Linked DNA regions of Mus musculus: region 1 is linked to region 2. Evidence: chromatin loops called from intact Hi-C (ENCODE). Cell type or tissue: left cerebral cortex. All regions are shown on one strand.

Region 1 (8,000 bases), 120 kb before region 2:
CCAGTTCTGGGCTCGAGGTCTTTTCGCCTCTACAATCAAGCTCTCCCAATAAACATGTGCAGAAGGATCCTGTTGCAGCGTCGTTCTTCCTGGCCAGTCGAGCGCGCGCAAGAAGGGCCCATATCTTAGGCTGTGTGGGTGATATGTCAGAGGCATCACATGAACCCGGCATCCCAGTGGGGAGAGAGAGATGCAGCCTGGTGCCCCTGCGTTTCACCTCCCCAAGCAGCAGTCCAACCCCCCAGCAGAGAAACCAAATGCAGAACCACAGGGGTTTCTACCTTGGACCATTTACTTCCCTGATAAAAGAAACAGACAACCTTTTTATTTATAACAAGCCTTAATCAGCACAAGAGCTGGGCAGATATCTATCCTCTACACTAGTATGCCTACTCCCCAGCCAGTAAGCCATCATCTAATTCCTCATGTTTCCATCTGGGCTGCTCTTAACTCCAATTAGCCAACCCACATAGCCATCATTCCACAACTCACCCAATCCACGCCCGCTTCCTCCTCCCTTCACCTTCTCGCCCTCCTGGTGCTTCTCTTACAACCCCAAGCTCAGGAACCCTAAACCCCACCCTGGTCTCTCCTGCCCAGCTATCGACTGCAGGCATCTTTATTCACCAACCAGAAGTAACTTAGGGTCAAGGTCACATAACATCACTTGGGTCTCTGGGGCAACCAGGGCTTGCACTAAGCATTCCAAAGCATAACAGACCAAAGCTCAATATATATCATCTATATAAAATGGCAACCACAAAGAGACGGCAGGCTCTCTTTTCCTTTTAAAGCCAGTTAGATTTCCAACTGTAGTTAGGTAATTTACACCAGGATTGTTTGTGTTCATAGTGAGGGGTGTCTGTACATTTTGGACTGGTCTGTACCTTGAAGGAAAAAGCGCCCTTTCATAGGGGCTTTCTTCAAATTGGCTTTAGCTACCCCACCCCCACCCCCCGTTGTCAGGGTGGCTGTGGATTGGCAGCCCATTCTTTTTTTTTTCCGAGACAGGGTTTCTCTGTGTAGCCTTGGCTGTCCTGGAACTCACTGTAGACCAGGCTGGCCTCGAACTCAGAAATCCGTCTGCCTCTGCCTCCCAAGTGCTGGGATTAAAAGTGTGTGCCACCACGCCTGGCTTGGCTGCCCATTCTTTATGGCTTTTCTGAGACTAAACTTAAGGCCTGACCTAGCAGCCTGTCTTAAAATGGAGTAAGTTAGGATCACTCTCTCTCACCTTAAGAGTCCATCTCAAACCCTTGAGCAGAATCCAAGGGTTAGCATTTTAATACGTGTCGGATGGTGGAGACCTGGTCCTTGATGAATCCATCAGGGGGTTAACAACATAGAGCTTGCATATCACAATGAGTATGACCAGGCCCAAGAATCCAGACAGAGTTGCAATAACTGTAATCCAAACAGGCTGACCCTGTTCCATTTCCCTTTTCCTGTCTTCTAGACGTTTCCTCACCTTAGCCAATAACTCCCTCGCATGCTTTAAGTTATCCACAAAGGTGCAGCACCTTTTCTCCAGAGGTTTACACAGTCCATCCTGTTGCAGAGATTGGAAGTCTTGTTCCCGCTGATTTCGAAGGGTGGCCTCCCTTAGAGAAGTTAATGAGGTTTTGGACTTGGATAAGGATTTCCCTAGTTCCATTAAATCTGCATCTATGGCAGAGCTTAACACTTTATAATTCTCATCTTGGAAGTCGAAGGCTGATGCACCCAGGATCTCGGCAACAGTAGCCCGCTTCGCTCGAGCAGCTGGGAATGGAGATAGTCTGGTCCCCATCTCATCAGAGTAACGAAGAATTCTAGGGGCAAGCTGGACCAGTACACAAAATCCATTTGTGAGGTTAAGAGCCTGGGTGTGGATGCAAGATGTCAGCCCAGTAGTGCATGCCCACCATGTATTGATGGGGGGTATAATGTAAGCATCCCTGTCTGGGGCTTCCTGGATGCTATTACATAAATGTCTATGGGTGTGGGGTATTGTCCCAAAGCAGAGTCCTTTTCCCTGAATTAGCTCTAAGGTTAGTCTCCCTTTACCTGGATACTGCCAACGACAGTCCTTGTTGTCAGTAGAGGTGGTATAATTTCCAGGAACGGCTATTCCTTCATAATAGGGTGGCTGGGCATCCAAGCAGAGCCAACATTTACTTGTAAGCTCTGGTTTAGAATTATTCAATACCAGGTAAGTGGCCTTAAGCAAGTCCCATGGCCCAGACCTGGGTCTAAGTTCCTGAGAAATGGGGACTGTGATTTGTGATTGAGTCACCGTGAGTCCAACAGGGGGCAGGGCTGGATTGGGGCCTAAAGGCATGCCCTGTCGGGCAGAGAGTTGGATCGTAAACATTACTCCATAGTCATATCCAGACACATACAGTCTTAGTCCCCATGTCTTTCCCTTTTCCCATCCTACGCTTTCTTTTCCCTTGGGGGTGAACTGAACTGTAATGGGGTTACAGTTGGAGGAACATGGCCCACCAAGATCATTTGCATCCAGCTTGGGCTGCAATCCATACCCCCATCCTTGGGATTCCGATCCAGGGCTCCTTTGGACCTTGATGAGGTCATCTTTTATCGGTGGCGTCCAGGAGATGGACCCAGTCGACTCACAACCCCAATATGCACAGAAGTATGACTCTGGTCCTCCACAGGTAGCCGTCTGCTGTGGAGACCTCCCCTCTCCAGGGCAGACATAGAAGGGGGTTCTCCGAAGTTCACTGTGTTGAGCTGGATGTTGACACCCCCATACAAGGCCCAGGGGATCCCAGGTCCCATCCGCTAGTGCACACAAATCAAAAACAAGATCAGGAAACCAAGTTCCAATGGGGGCGAGGTGGGAGGTCGAGTTAATTACAGTCCCCGTAGCAGTGTTAGTTATAACCCAAGTAAGGTTATGGGGTTCATGGGGCATAGGACTAGTTTGGACCACACCTATAGAAATCAGCAGAGTCAAGATCTGCAGTGTCTTAGCTTTAGGGAATCTTATGGTTGTCATTGGAGTCTTGATCCCGTCTGGGGCACTTGGCAGCATCTCCCGTCTAGTGATCGAGACTTCATCACCTGGTTGGAAACAATGGTGGTTAGGTGTTGCATAGATCTGCCATGTTTGGCCCAATCCATTTCTGTACCTTGTAAAGGACCTGTAAGCACTCTTGTCTACAGCTGGCATGAAGTTTTTCTGCCTGATTTCTCTCTCCGTGTACTTTTGAATAATACAAAGACAACTTTACACAGTACACAAGAGATTATCCCAACAGGCCTTTCTCCCCCAACCCCCCTTTCTTTTCTTCTTCTTTTTTTCTTGGTTTTTCGAGACAGGGTTTCTCTGTGTAGCTCTGGCTGTCCTCGAACTCAAGAAATCCGCCTGCCTCTGCCTCACACTCATAAGTGCTGGGATTAAAGGCATGCGCCACCACTGCCAGGCTAGCAGTGGCCTCTCAAAAGCACTGCGAACTTATGTTTTCCCTCTAGGTTTGAGCTTTAGTAGACCAGCTGGAGTGCTTCTGCCTTTGGGTCCCCTGCCCTTCCTTCACGTGACTCCATGTCAGGCAGTGAGCGCTCAGCACCTAGAGCCCCTTTCCTGTTTTACCTGGGTTAGATCCGAGGATCTTCCGCGAACTGGCGGTGCACTCCGTTACCAAAAGCCTGACATGGCCTTGAGCACACCCCATCAGTACGCTTTCTAAAAGCATAAGATAAATACAAGCAAGAGACGCGGAACGCACGGTGCATTTACCAACGCCAGGGAATTACCAACCTTTCATTCCCTACAGCAACAGCTCCCAGCAGCCAGGCACTGCTTGTGAAAGACCCCCAAGCTGGGTAGTCAATCACTCTGAGGAGACCCTCCCAAGGATCAGCGAGGCCACGATTCGGATGCAACAGCAAAAGGCTTTATTGGGAACACGGGTACCCGGGCGACTCAGTCTATCGGATGACTGGCGCGCCGAGTGTGGAGTACTTACCCTTCTTATAGGGCTAGGGCTGGGGGGCAAAAAGCGCGGGTACAGAAGCGAGAAGCGAGCTGATTGGTTAGTTTAAATAAGGCTTGGGGTATTTCCCGGTCATTTGGGGAACCTGAAACTGAGGTGGGACTTTCCAGAAACTGTTGCTGGTTTCGCTTTATCTGAGTACCATCTGTTCTTGGCCCTGAGCCGGGGCCCAGGTGCTTGACCACAGATATCCTGTTTGGCCCCTGTCCCGGTATTATTCAGCCTTATTCTTTAACTAAACTTCCTTGTAACTTTTGAGAACTCAGCTCTGGTACTTTATCATGCCTTGCAAAATGGCGTTACTGCAGCTAACTTGCTAAGCCTTATGGTGGGGTCTTTCACTTGGAGCAGCCCGAGATTCTGCAGCTCGCCCTGCAAAAGGCGGAAACCTGGGACCAAGCACGCACTCCAGACACTAGGGCTTTCGTTTTCCCGCGCTCTAGACACGAAGACCCCGGGCTGCCCGCGGCGGCGCCTGACCCGAGGGCCACGGGCTGCCCGCGGCGGCGCCTGACCCAGACCCAGGCTCGTCCCGGCACGCGGGTTCCCGTCTCCGTGCTGCACGAGCCACTCTGGCCCCTGCTTGACCCGTCCGGCAGCGGTGGGCCGCGCACGGACCCTCGGGATCGCGCACGCACAGGCGGGGCCCGGCAGCCCTGCGAGGACCCGAGTCCGGAAACGTGCGCTGTCACAAAGGGGGGGACACGTGGGTGCCGCTGTCCCGGCCGCGTTCTCCCGCAGCGGGAGAGCTGCCTCCGCTGCCCGCCACCTCCACCCCGGCCGCCCTGTGGGGCCGCGGCCGTAGCCGGCCGAGTGTGATCGCCGCCTTCAGTACGTACACGCGGCGCGGCCTCCCCTCTCCAACCCGAGGGGGCGGGCGATCGGGGTCCCGCCTCCTCCTCTAGGCGCTGCTGGCGGCTGCTCGGCCAGGCCTAGGGTCCGGCCGGGCGCCTGCGTACCTTGCAGCACGTGCTCAGGTCCCCTCCTCAATCTGCCGGGTCTCTCCTCAGGTCACTGCACCGCGTTCGGACCCTGCACAGCCATGTCCATCCTCTACGTCTCTCCTCACCCCGACGCCTTCCCCAGCCTCCGAGCCCTCATCGCTGCCCGATACGGGGAAGCTGGTGACGGTCCCGGGTGGGGAGGCCCTCACCCCCGCATCTGCTTGCAGCCTCCCCCGAGCAGCCGGACTCCATTCCCTCCGCCTCGCCTGCCCGCCCTGGAGCAGGGACCTGGCGGCCTGTGGGTGTGGGGGGCCCCGGCTGTAGCTCAGCTGTTGTGGCCTGCAGGCCTGGGGGGACCCGGGGGCAGCCGGGCAGCTGTCCTGGTCCAGCAGTGGGTCAGTTATGCTGACACGGAGCTCATACCCGCTGCCTGCGGGGCGACCCTGCCTGCCCTGGGACTTCGAGGTCCTGGTCAGGATCCCCAGGTGAGAGGGAAGAAAAAGGGAGAAATTCTGACTACACAAACAGGATTGGGAAGAATCCCACGAAAAAAGTCGGTTGTCAGGCGGTCGCATCTCTGCCTGCCACCTGGTGTAGTAACTTTGGGAACACTTTTTCTCGAGCCTTGGTCTTCTATGTCTGAGAATGCAAGATGATGAAATCTCTTCCTTCCTCCGGGGGTGTGATACATGAGCGCCCGGGAGTGGAGCGTGGTTTTGCTGTTTTCACTACGTTTGGAGTGTGTGTGTGTGTGTGTGTGTGTGTGTGTGTGTGTCTTTAAATTAGGTCTCGCTCTAACTGAATGGCTCGGAACGAACGCACTGGTGTGCCAAGCATTCCCAAGTCTGTCTTTGGGTTTCTGTTGCCATGTTTAAAACAACATGACCAAAAGCGCCTTGGGAAAGAAAGGAATTGTTTCAGGTTACAGCTCTCCATCACTGAAGGAAGTCAGACCAGTGACTGGAAGCAGAAACAAAAAGAGGCCGTGCAGGACCGATACTTTCTGGCTCACTTTCCACAGCTTGTTCAGCCTGCTCTTTTATACCGTCCAGGGCTGCTTTGCCAGGGGTGGTATCCCCTACAATGGACTGGCCCTCCACATAATCATTAGTTAAGAAAACGTCCCCACACGCTTACCCACAGGCCAGTCTGGTGGGGACATTTTCCCAATTGAGTTTCCCACTTCGCACGGGCCACTGGCTTAGGTGAGGTTGACAAGGCCCTGGTTGGCAAGTGTGACAGGGATGCAGGATGTGAGCGGTTTTATGTTGAACTGTAGGGAAGACTGGGGAGAGATGACAGTTGCTGGGAGGAGTCAGAGGAGGCTTGAAGTTGAAGGAGAGGCAGGGAGAGGACAGATGACACACCAGATTGTTTCTGTGAGTCCTTCCAGGGTAGACCTGTGTCTGCCTTAACTGAAAGCTCTGCCCCTGCAGGGTAGGGAGTGCATGGTGGCTGCCTAGTGTCACTTCAGTGGGGGAATGAAGGAACAGTGCAGATGGTGACTGGCTTCTTCATATCTGGATGGACTAACAGAGAGCCTCATTCCTGCGGGGTAGTACTTCAGACCTGCGCTCATTTGTGGTTTTCCTGGGTGAAATCTATTGATGCCCAGACCTGGCAGTCTTGTTTCATATAATCCTTTAACTTTAGAGCCTGATATGTTTCCTTGGACTCATAAACTTAAGTGTTTAGTGATAACTTGTTGGATAAATCACACACACAAAATACTTGTGTGTATTCGATTTTTATTTTATGTGTATAAGTGTTTTGCTTGTGTGTGTGTGTGTGTGTGTGTGTGTACACTTGTGTGCCTAGTGGCCAAGGAATCTGGGGACATGTAACGAGGTGTTGTCATAACTTGGTTTACGGACTGTTGTGCACCACCATGTGGGCTCCTGGAACCAAACTCTCTAAGAGCAGCCAGTGTTACAAACGCTGATCTGTGTCATTCACCTCTCCAGTCCTATAATGTATATAATCCAGGGGCCTCCTGCATGCTATGCTAAGTACTCTTCCTTGAACTTTCAGCCAGACTAGAGTTTTGTTGTTGCTTTAAGACAGGGTCTTAACTATGTAGCCTTACCTGAAGTGGGACTGGTTGTGAAGACTAGCAAGCTTTAAAGGCAGATCCCTCTGCCTTGCCTTCGGAGACCTAGGGTTAAGGGCATGGTACCACACCCAGGAGAACTATTTATAGTGACCTTGTGAATGAGGAAGGAAGGAGCCTGAGACCTGGTGGTCAGTGGCTTGAGTCTGGGAAGGTCGTGGACAGGTGGAGTAGTGGCTCTTAACCTTGCCCAGGTCAGGACCCTTCTGAGGGGATGGAAATGACCCTTTCACGGGGGTCACCAAGAAAAACATTGAAAGACAGATATTAAGATTCATTACCATAGCAATGCCACAGTTATGAAGTAGCAACAAACGTAATGGGGGGTCATGACCCTTTCACAGGGGTCGCCTAAGAAAAACATTAAAAGACAGATAATGGGCTGGAGAGATGGCTCAGCAGGTAAGAGCATTGACTGCTCTTCCAGAGGTCCTGAGTTCAATTCCCAGCAACCACATGGTGGCTCACAACCATCTATCTGTAATGAGATCTGACACCCTCTTCTGGTGTGTCTGAAGGCAGCTACAGTGTACTTAAATACAATAAATAAATCTTTTAAAAAAACAGACAGATATTATATTACAACTCATTACCACAGCAATGCTACAGTTATGAAGTAGCAACAAAAGTAATTTTATGGTGTGGGAGGGTCACCACAACATGGGGAGCTGTAGTAAAGGGTCTCCGCATTGGGAAGGACCACTGAGATAAGGGTGTAAGCCTGTCATAACACTATCCTTTCCTGTTAGGCTGCCCTTGGGGCCCTGGGCAAGGCCTTGAACCCCTTGGAGGACTGGCTGCGGCTGCACACCTACCTGGCTGGAGATGCCCCCACTCTGGCTGACTTAGCTGCTGTGACAGCCTTACTGCTGCCTTTCCGATACGTGAGTCACTGAGCTTGGGGAGGGACAAATGCGTGCCCGTTAGACCTCCTTACACGGTGACTAC
Region 2 (8,000 bases):
GAGCATGTGAGGGAAACCAGTGCCGAAGTATGCGCCGTCCGTGTGGTGGTGTCTGGAGGACTTGGGTGTGTACACGTCCATGCACTTGGGGCAGTAGAGTTTCACCATGGCCTCGCCTGGGATGTCTGAAAGGCCTGGGAGATAGACAGCCAGACTGCAGACCAGGTATCCCTAGCGCTCCCCAACCTCCCAAAGGACTCGGGCACTGAGTACAGGAAGGCAGCTTCTGGCTTTCAACACTCACCGATAGGAAGCATTGGCTGGTTCTCACAGTATACACGAGGACAGTAGCCAAAGTCTCCCTGCTGGTACTTTTCCAACTAAGGTGTGTAAAACAGAAGGGACTGGTGGGTGAGCATGAAGAGGCAATCTCAACTCATTTCATGGTCCCCCCCCCCCATGTCTCCCACTTCTGACTAGAAGCCCCCTCTCTGTCGAGATAGGTCCTCAAACTCAAGTGCCTTTCCTTTGTGGGGCAGTCTGCAGAGCCCAGGGGCCATTTGCTATTTGTTCCCTGCAAACTCCTTCGTTTTCCGGTTTCATCTCCCTTCCTTAAAACACCTTCAATGGGACCCTGAGTGAGGATTCACTCCTCAGCCCAGCTCTGGGTCTCTCCCTCTCTCCTCTGCCACGCTCCTTGCCAGGTAGGAACCAGGCCTCGGACCCATGCACCTGTTTCCCTTCCTGCAGAAGGAGCAGAGCCTCACCATTTGTGCGATGCCTCGGTTGGTGAGGATGTAGCGGGCGTGGATCAACCCATAAAGCATCTCAGCTGCCTGTTCGATCAAGTCGCTCTGGTTGGGGTTGTCTTCCAGCTCTTCATCTGAAACGTGGGTGGGGTGGCCGCTTGTTTAGTTTTCCAGGGTAACCCCACCTTACCTGCAAGGTGGCGCCTCCAGTTTCTCTAGTACCTGTTTCTGAGCCTTGCCCTACCCATCATCTATACATCTGACCCAGAAACCTGGGCTTTTGATTCTTCTACAAAGCAAGACTGCTCGGCAGGGCCTTCTCTGTGTTCCTCTTTAGTCTCTGCCTGCCTCTCTTTTCACAGTAAGTAAATGTAAACACACAAACGCAGAGGAGGCCCTCTAGAGCAGCAGAGGGGAAGAGGCAGCAGCACACCAAACCCGAGAGGAAACTATCGTTACGAACCAGAACTGAGCTACTTTCAGAGAGCTTGGAGACAAAGCAAGAGTCATAAGGAATCAAAACAGTGAAGAAGCCAAGCACTGCTGTGTGTGCCACGACTCAGCCATCGAAAGCAGGGCAGAAAGACCAAGGGGTAAAGTCCAGTTTGGGTTATGAATGCTTGGGCCTTGAGGTGGGGGAGAAAAGACAGGAGCAAGGGATCTGGGGATAGGAGAGAGAGCTGGATTATTAAAAGGAAATTTAGAAATTCAAGAAGCAAGCCAGTCTGTGATCCAGTACTCAGGAGGCAGAGACAAGCAGATCTCTGTGAGTTCAAGGACAGGCTGGTCTACAGAATGAGTTCTAGAACAGACAAGGCTACCCAAGAAAACCTGTCTCGGGCCAGAGAGATGGCTCAGCGGTTAAGAGCACTGACTGCTCTTCCTAAGGTCCTGAGTTCAAATCCCAGCAACCACATGGTGGCTCACAACCATCTGTAATGGGATCTGATGCCCTCTTCTGGTGTGTCTGAAAACAGTTACAGTGTATTTATTTATAATAATAAATAAATCTTTGGGCCAGAGTGAGCAGGGACTGAGTGAGCGGGTTTGACTCGAGAGCAGAGTTCCTAAATTCAATTCCCAGCAACCACATGAAGGCTCACAACCACCTGTACAGCTTTAGTGTGCTTATATACATAAAATATATATATATGAAAAAGAAAAAAGAAAACCCAGTTTCCACCTCCCACAACAACCACCTCAAGAGGCCAGTGAGCAGAGACTAGAAGAAAATGAAAACAAAGCACCTATGGAGGGGAGTGCACACTTTATCACCAACCCCACAGTCAGCAACAACCCTAAGGGCACATTACCAGGTTCCAGGTCTAAGATCATGTCCAGAGCTTGTCGATAGTGAGGCACCTGCTCATTGAGTCCAGTAAGATTAAATTTGTCCTGGATGTAGTCTTCATCCACCTACGGGCACAGGGAAGCCAAGGGGTTGAAAATAATATAGGAAGGCCCATCTTCCACCTGGGCCCAAGAGATGTCTTATCCTCAGCCAAGTCACCTCTCGTGTCCTATTCCCAATTCTGCAGAGGTACTGAAGTCTCATAAAAACTGCAGGCCCTTTCTTTAAGGCTAACCATCTCCAGCAAAGACATAGACATTATTCAGCTTCGACACAAGCTTATTTTAGAAACCGCACTTGCCATCTTCTTGGGGATAGCAAACTCTCTGAGTTGAAGACTTGGGAATCATGAAGGCTAAACAGTTTAGTTTCTGAAAGGCATTTGTAATTTTCTACTGAAGCCACCGGGCTTTGCACATTACCCAACTTTAACATGAAATATTTTAATTATCCTAGTGGTCACCCAGAGGTACCTCTGTTAGCCATGCATATTGACAAAACCTTGAAATCCTAGCACTCAGGAGACTGAGGAAGTAGGACTGCCAGGAGTTCAAGGCCAGTCTAGGCTGCATAGTGAGTTCCGTCGAAATCTGCTCTCAAACAACATAAAATAAAACATCGAGGGCATGTGGAGTTGGCCGACCTAAACTCACCTCACAGAAGAATTCATTACCACGGAGCCCACAGAACCAGGAAATCCAGGACACCTCCTCAGAGCTACTCATCTTTATGTCCGCTGTGAAAGAAGAGCGTTAAGTAAGTGGAGACCAAGCTGTTTCTTGTCTCTTCCCTCCTCCCACACATTCTCCACAACAACGGAAGAATCTGAGTCCAGCCAGGCTTGAAGGATCCCGGCCTCTGAAGCATCTCCAAGCTTCTCTCCTTCACCTCAGCCCCCTTGCAGTGTGCTGGCAATAAGTTTCGCTACTTTCCAGAAAATGACAGGTCCTGATCTGTTAGTGTGACCCTCGTCCCTGGCGCTCCTCAAAGCCAGGCCCCTCTCCCCTCCATGTCAGCCGCGACAGGGCCCTCGGCTCCGGCTCCCCACCACCGCAGGTGCCTGCATGTTCCTGGCGCCTGTCCCAAGGCTTCCGAAGTTCATTTTCCCCAACAGAGCCGGCCTCTCCTGCACTCGCAGGGTTGGCGAAGGCACCACACTTCTGTGGGTCTCACGAGCGTCCCCAAAAGCCGCCTCCTCTCGCCCAGGGCCCCCGACCTCCTTCGGCTACCGACCCGGTCACTTCCTTCGTCGCCCCCACATCGAGGAGCTCCAACCAGAGTGCCGCGCCCAGGGACGGGCGACTCGACGCGGGGACAACCCCACACTCACCGGCCGGACGGGGACTGGGACTGGGGCGGGGAAGGGGAGCTGTGCTTCCAAGGAACCGCAGAGACCACTACAGCGCAAAAAGCCGACCCGGCCGCAGCAGACGAAGTAGGGAGGGGGGGGGCCACTGGAAACTGGTGAGGATTTGGGTGAGAAAAGGGCAACGCGCAGGCGCTAAGAACCGCCCCCTACCTCCGTGGACGCCGGGAGATGTAGTCCCGTCGGCAGAGAGAAACTGACGAAATGAGGGGAAGACAAACTACCAATCCCAAGAGGACCCGCGCATGACTCTCTAAGGGCCGCGAGGCCCTAGAGGAAGCCGCCTGGGGGCGGGGCGAACCGAGGCGCCACCGGAAGCGGAAGCGGAGCAGGGGGTCTTCCCGACCAGGAAGCCTGGGAAATATAGTCTTGTTAGGCTCGCTAAGCTGCCGGGTAGGTCCTCGGGCTGATTGTCATCCCTGCGGTGCTCCCTCAGCGTTCCGCTTTGCTTTTTTTTCTCCCTCTTCCCTGTGCCAGGCCAACCCACGGGATCCTGGTTCTCTCGCCAGGCCCGCGACAGAGTGCGCTCGGGCTCCGGCATGCGCAGAGTTGTGGTGAGGGACTTAGGTCGGGTGTGCTTGGGATGCGCTGAGCTGTGCACGCTGCGTGAGAACCTGGACCGCCCTGCGAGCTAACCTGAGGTGGGGCCAGCCATTCTGCCGCCGCTTGTCCCTTTGTACTTCTCCATCTCCTCAGAGCTGGGGTAGAGAGTTGTGCTGATGACCCTGACTGTTCTTCAAACCCTGCTCAGAGCAGTGGTGAGGGGTAACCGTGATGTTACTTCATCTCACAGCTCCTCGGCATCCCACAGGTCTCCCCACTGTGTCCTCAGAGTCTTTCTGAACGCGGAGGGTGGCGAAGGGCATTGTGGGGGCGTTATGTAAAAGCAGGACCCCAACCGACAGGCTCCCCCTTGGGTCCTCGCGCTACTGGGCACGCGATGCTTTACTACGAGGATGCTAGAAAAGGTTCTAGCGCGGGAAACTTGAACCTTATGGATGTTTTGTTGTTGTTGCTCCTGCGCATGCCTCGTTCTGCCCTGTGGCTATTTGATTGTATCCAATCTTACAGATTACAAGAGCGACATTTTGCGGTACAGAAGTGACAATGCAGCTTCCCCAGAAACCTCCCGGAGTAATGTCATGCCTGTTTTTAATCTGGGAAAAGGGGACCCCTAGATAAGATCGAGCAAGATTTAAAAGGTCGACCTGTGCGGGCCAGTGGTGGCGCACGCCTTTAATCCCAGCACTTGGGAGGCAGAAGCTGGCAGATTTCTGAGATCGAGGCCAGTCTGGTCTACAGAGTGAGTTCCAGGACAGCCAGGGCTATACAGAGAAACCCTGTCTCGAAAAAAAAAGGGGGGGGGGTGTCGACCTTATATTTCCTGTATGTGTTAGCGGAATGTTTTCAGAGAGAGCCTGGCATTTTTGTTTGTAGGAAGATGGGAGTTGAATACAGAACCCATTAACAACTGTCTTGTAGAATATTTTTTTCCTGTTACCCTTTTTCTTTTCTGTGTTATTGATAGAATCTAGAATTCTCAAATTTGAAACAAGCATTCTACACAGATTCATATCTACTATGCCCTCATGAAATTTTATTAACATCATGACAGGATCTGTTGTTCCTGGGGTCTGTTTTACCCATCCCATCGTGACAGGATCTGTTGTTATTCCTGGGGTCCCTTTTACCCATGAGGCCCGGGCTCCACAGAATCCTAACTATGAAGTCAGTTTTGGGATGGGAGGCCCATTTTAGTTCTAGGCTGCTTTCCCATCTCAGCGGGCCCCCAGAGGTGGTGCTGGTCATCTTCACAATAGCTACCTGAATGGTTGGATCGCTTGCTTGTCACATCCTTGCCTTGCCCAGTCTTCATTTTCTTGTTTCTCTCACAGGCATGTCTAGGCCATCCTTCATCGAATTTACCCCAGCGGCTGACTCCAGTGACCTCTGGAAGGATGGGCAGCAGCAACCACAGCAGGAGAAAGCAGAGCCTGTCCTGGACGGGGCTGCTGCCCGGGCTTTCTATGAGGCTCTAATCGCAGATGACAGTAGTTCCTCTAAGCCCCAGAGAGCTGAACCTATGAGGGAGAGGAAGAAGAAGAGAAGAAGAGTGACTAGGGAGCCTGCAGCAGCAGGAGTCCCCAGACAAGGAAGAGCACTTGAGGATGAAGACAGGATGGCCCAGTGGATCCTGCTGGCAGCCCAGAATGGGGATCTGACAGAACTCCGGAGGCTGCTAGAACCCCAAGAGGCAGGGGGAGCTGGAGGGAATATCAATGCTCGTGATGCCTTCTGGTGGACTCCCTTGATGTGTGCTGCCCGAGCAGGCCAGGGCGCCGCTGTGCGCTATCTCCTGGGCCGAGGAGCTGCCTGGGTTGGAGTCTGTGACCTGGGAGGCAGAGATGCTGCCCAGCTGGCTGAAGAAGCAGGCTTCCCTGAGGTAGCCCGTATGGTCAGAGAGAGTCATGGAGAGACAAGGAGCCCTGAGAACCAGAACCGGTGAGGAGGGAGCCTTCACTTACACCCATCTTTATTGTGTTCTTCCTTTCCTGGGCACCTCATACTAAGGGCCCACAGCAGCTAAAGGGGGCTATTCATCCTCTGGCATATTCAGTCATAGAGTAACAATGGGCGTGGTCTTTGTGCATTTGAATCTTGGTTCCATTTATTTGCAGTGCCAGCCTAAAGTCTGCAAATCTCAGTCCTTGTCTGAGAATTGGGGCTAAGACTTTTTCCTCAAAGGGGTGTTAAGATACAGTAGGTTAATGTGGAAAGAGATGGGGTAGGATGGGATGGTGCTTGTCACACAGTTTGCACTTTATAAATGCCAGCACTACTCATTATTCCTGAGAGCTTGAGGCCTACCTGACAGTATTCCAAATATTCCCTACTGGGAAGACCCTGGGGCCCCTTTCCAAGACAAGATACAACCAAAAGATGCTGCTGACATTGGGAGAAAGGCAAAAAGTACTTTGCTCTGCTCTGCCTGGTGCCTGAACAACTTGAGGCTCTGTTCATCTTTTTTTTTCCTCCCCTATAACATATTTCTTTCTCTGCAGATCTACCCCCTCCTCGTCCCAGTTCTGTGAGGACTGTGGTGCCCACTTTGAAGACTCCAACCACCACACATCTACTGCTCACCTGCTGTCACTGTCCAGGAGACCCCAGCCCTCCAACCTTCCCCTTGGGGTGCCCACTTCCAGTCCTGGCTTCAGGCTACTGCTGAGAGGTGGCTGGGAACCAGGAATGGGGCTAGGACCCCGGGGTGAAGGCCGTGCCAACCCTATCCCCACTATCCTCAAGAGGGACCAGGAAGGATTGGGTTATAGATCCCCACCCCAACCCCGAGTCACACACTTTGCAGCGCGGGATACCCGGGCTGTGTCTGGGAGAGAGAGAGTCCCTCGAGTTGCCACACTGAGTCAGAGGGAGAACAGAAGGCAAGAAGAAAAGGGCAGAGCCTGGGAGCGAGATCTAAGACTGTACATGAACCTCGAGTTCTGACTGATATGGACTGGCCCTGGTCTGTCACTCGCTGGACTTGGGCCTCTGACTTGGACACTTGGACTTCCGAACCCTTAGGCCTTAGCTGTTGGGCTCTGATTTTAGAGAGAAGGGCGGAGAGTTGGGAGATAAATAAACTTCCTTCCTTGTGGTTTGTTTACTTTCTTGAATGATATAGTAGGGAATTGGAACAAATCTGAGAGTCACATAGAAGTCTCACCTGAGCCAAAAGGACAAGCTCTCCGGGTGACAAAAGAGAGTCCCCAGTCCTGCTGGCTGCATTCTACCTGCTCCTTGAATCCCCGCCCCCACACACACATTAGGAATTGCCCCACTTTGTAAAACACCCCTCTGAGTATGTGTCTAGGCCAGTCAAGTCAGTGACAAGTATCACAAACCAAGTGTGCTATGTGTTGGAGAGGGGCGGGCATAGCTTGGTTAGAGCACCTGCCTAACACTGGGAAGACCCTGGGTGGGGCCCCTCTCCAAGACAAGATGCATCCAAAAGATGCTGCTGACATTGGGAGAAAAGCCAAAGATACTTTGCTCTGCTCTGCCTGATACAAACCTTGAACTTGAGGAAGCCAGCTGTGATGAAGTGTAATACCTTGTGGTAGGGAAGTTAAAAGTCCCCAGAGAGGAAGTAGAGTCCTGCAGGATTGGCCAATACAACTAATGTCATCCAACCTGTGTGACATTCTAGCTGTGACCAGAGCTCTGACCTCCCAGATAAAAAGTTCAAGATGAACTTTTTTTCTTTTTGTTTTTTGAGACACAGTCTCTCACTATGTGTAGACCAGGCTGGCATCAAACTCAGCTAAAACTGGTTCTGGAGTGCTACATGGGGCTTAACCTAGGGCTTCATACCTGCTTACTGAGTTAGGATTCCAAGGCTTAAGGCAGTCCTAAGAGATCATTTCACTCCCTGAAAACCAGGCAATATGCTTTTCTACACTTCTCTTACGTACTTGGCACCCCCAATCCCTTGAGATGCTTATACAGAGTGCTAGGAACATGAAAGCTTTCAAATCCCAGTCTGGAAGGCCAAAGGGCGGCTGCTTAAATCACGTGGCTCCTGTTATTTACC

Evidence for each region. Hi-C counts contacts between places; a loop is a spot of excess contacts. Peaks named below come from ENCODE experiments on the same cell type or tissue, not always from the same donor. Only the 100,000 strongest peaks of a DNase experiment are listed, where the experiment ranks them.
Region 1: a loop joins it to region 2, with 2.8 times the contacts of the local background. A loop is called at or near these places in 9 of 42 quality-filtered maps.

Annotation. Positions count from the first base shown.
Region 1 is chr17:34,996,404-35,004,403 of GRCm38, forward strand. D17H6S56E-5 (DNA segment, Chr 17, human D6S56E 5) reads right to left here and starts at 4,343. Exons shown (of 2, transcript NM_033075.3): 1 at 3,764-4,343; 2 at 321-3,066. The coding sequence starts at 3,770. The coding sequence ends at 1,283. It overlaps Vars (valyl-tRNA synthetase), which reads left to right and starts at 4,504. Exons shown (of 30, transcript NM_011690.3): 1 at 4,504-4,829; 2 at 5,009-5,427; 3 at 7,802-7,936. The coding sequence starts at 5,041. In left cerebral cortex, no CTCF peak of the experiment used is centred here; DNase peaks (open chromatin) are centred at 4,530, 4,597, 5,234 and 5,640; H3K4me3 peaks cover 2,295 bases; H3K27ac peaks cover 1,201 bases.
Region 2 is chr17:35,117,752-35,125,751 of GRCm38, forward strand. It overlaps Csnk2b (casein kinase 2, beta polypeptide), which reads right to left and starts at 3,541. Exons shown (of 7, transcript NM_009975.3): 1 at 3,371-3,541; 2 at 2,694-2,776; 3 at 2,003-2,105; 4 at 708-823; 5 at 245-320; 6 at 1-134. The coding sequence starts at 2,765. It overlaps Gpank1 (G patch domain and ankyrin repeats 1), which reads left to right and starts at 5,201. Exons shown (of 2, transcript NM_032460.2): 1 at 5,201-5,908; 2 at 6,469-7,064. The coding sequence starts at 5,235. The coding sequence ends at 6,913. It overlaps Gm20522 (predicted gene 20522), which reads right to left. Exons shown (of 3, transcript NR_168268.1): 2 at 7,482-7,564; 3 at 4,984-5,487. It also overlaps a transcript of Ly6g5b not described here. In left cerebral cortex, CTCF peaks have their summits at 1,651 (motif pointing left), 2,508 and 4,503; DNase peaks (open chromatin) are centred at 2,811, 3,655 and 4,364; H3K4me3 peaks cover 2,978 bases; H3K27ac peaks cover 2,429 bases.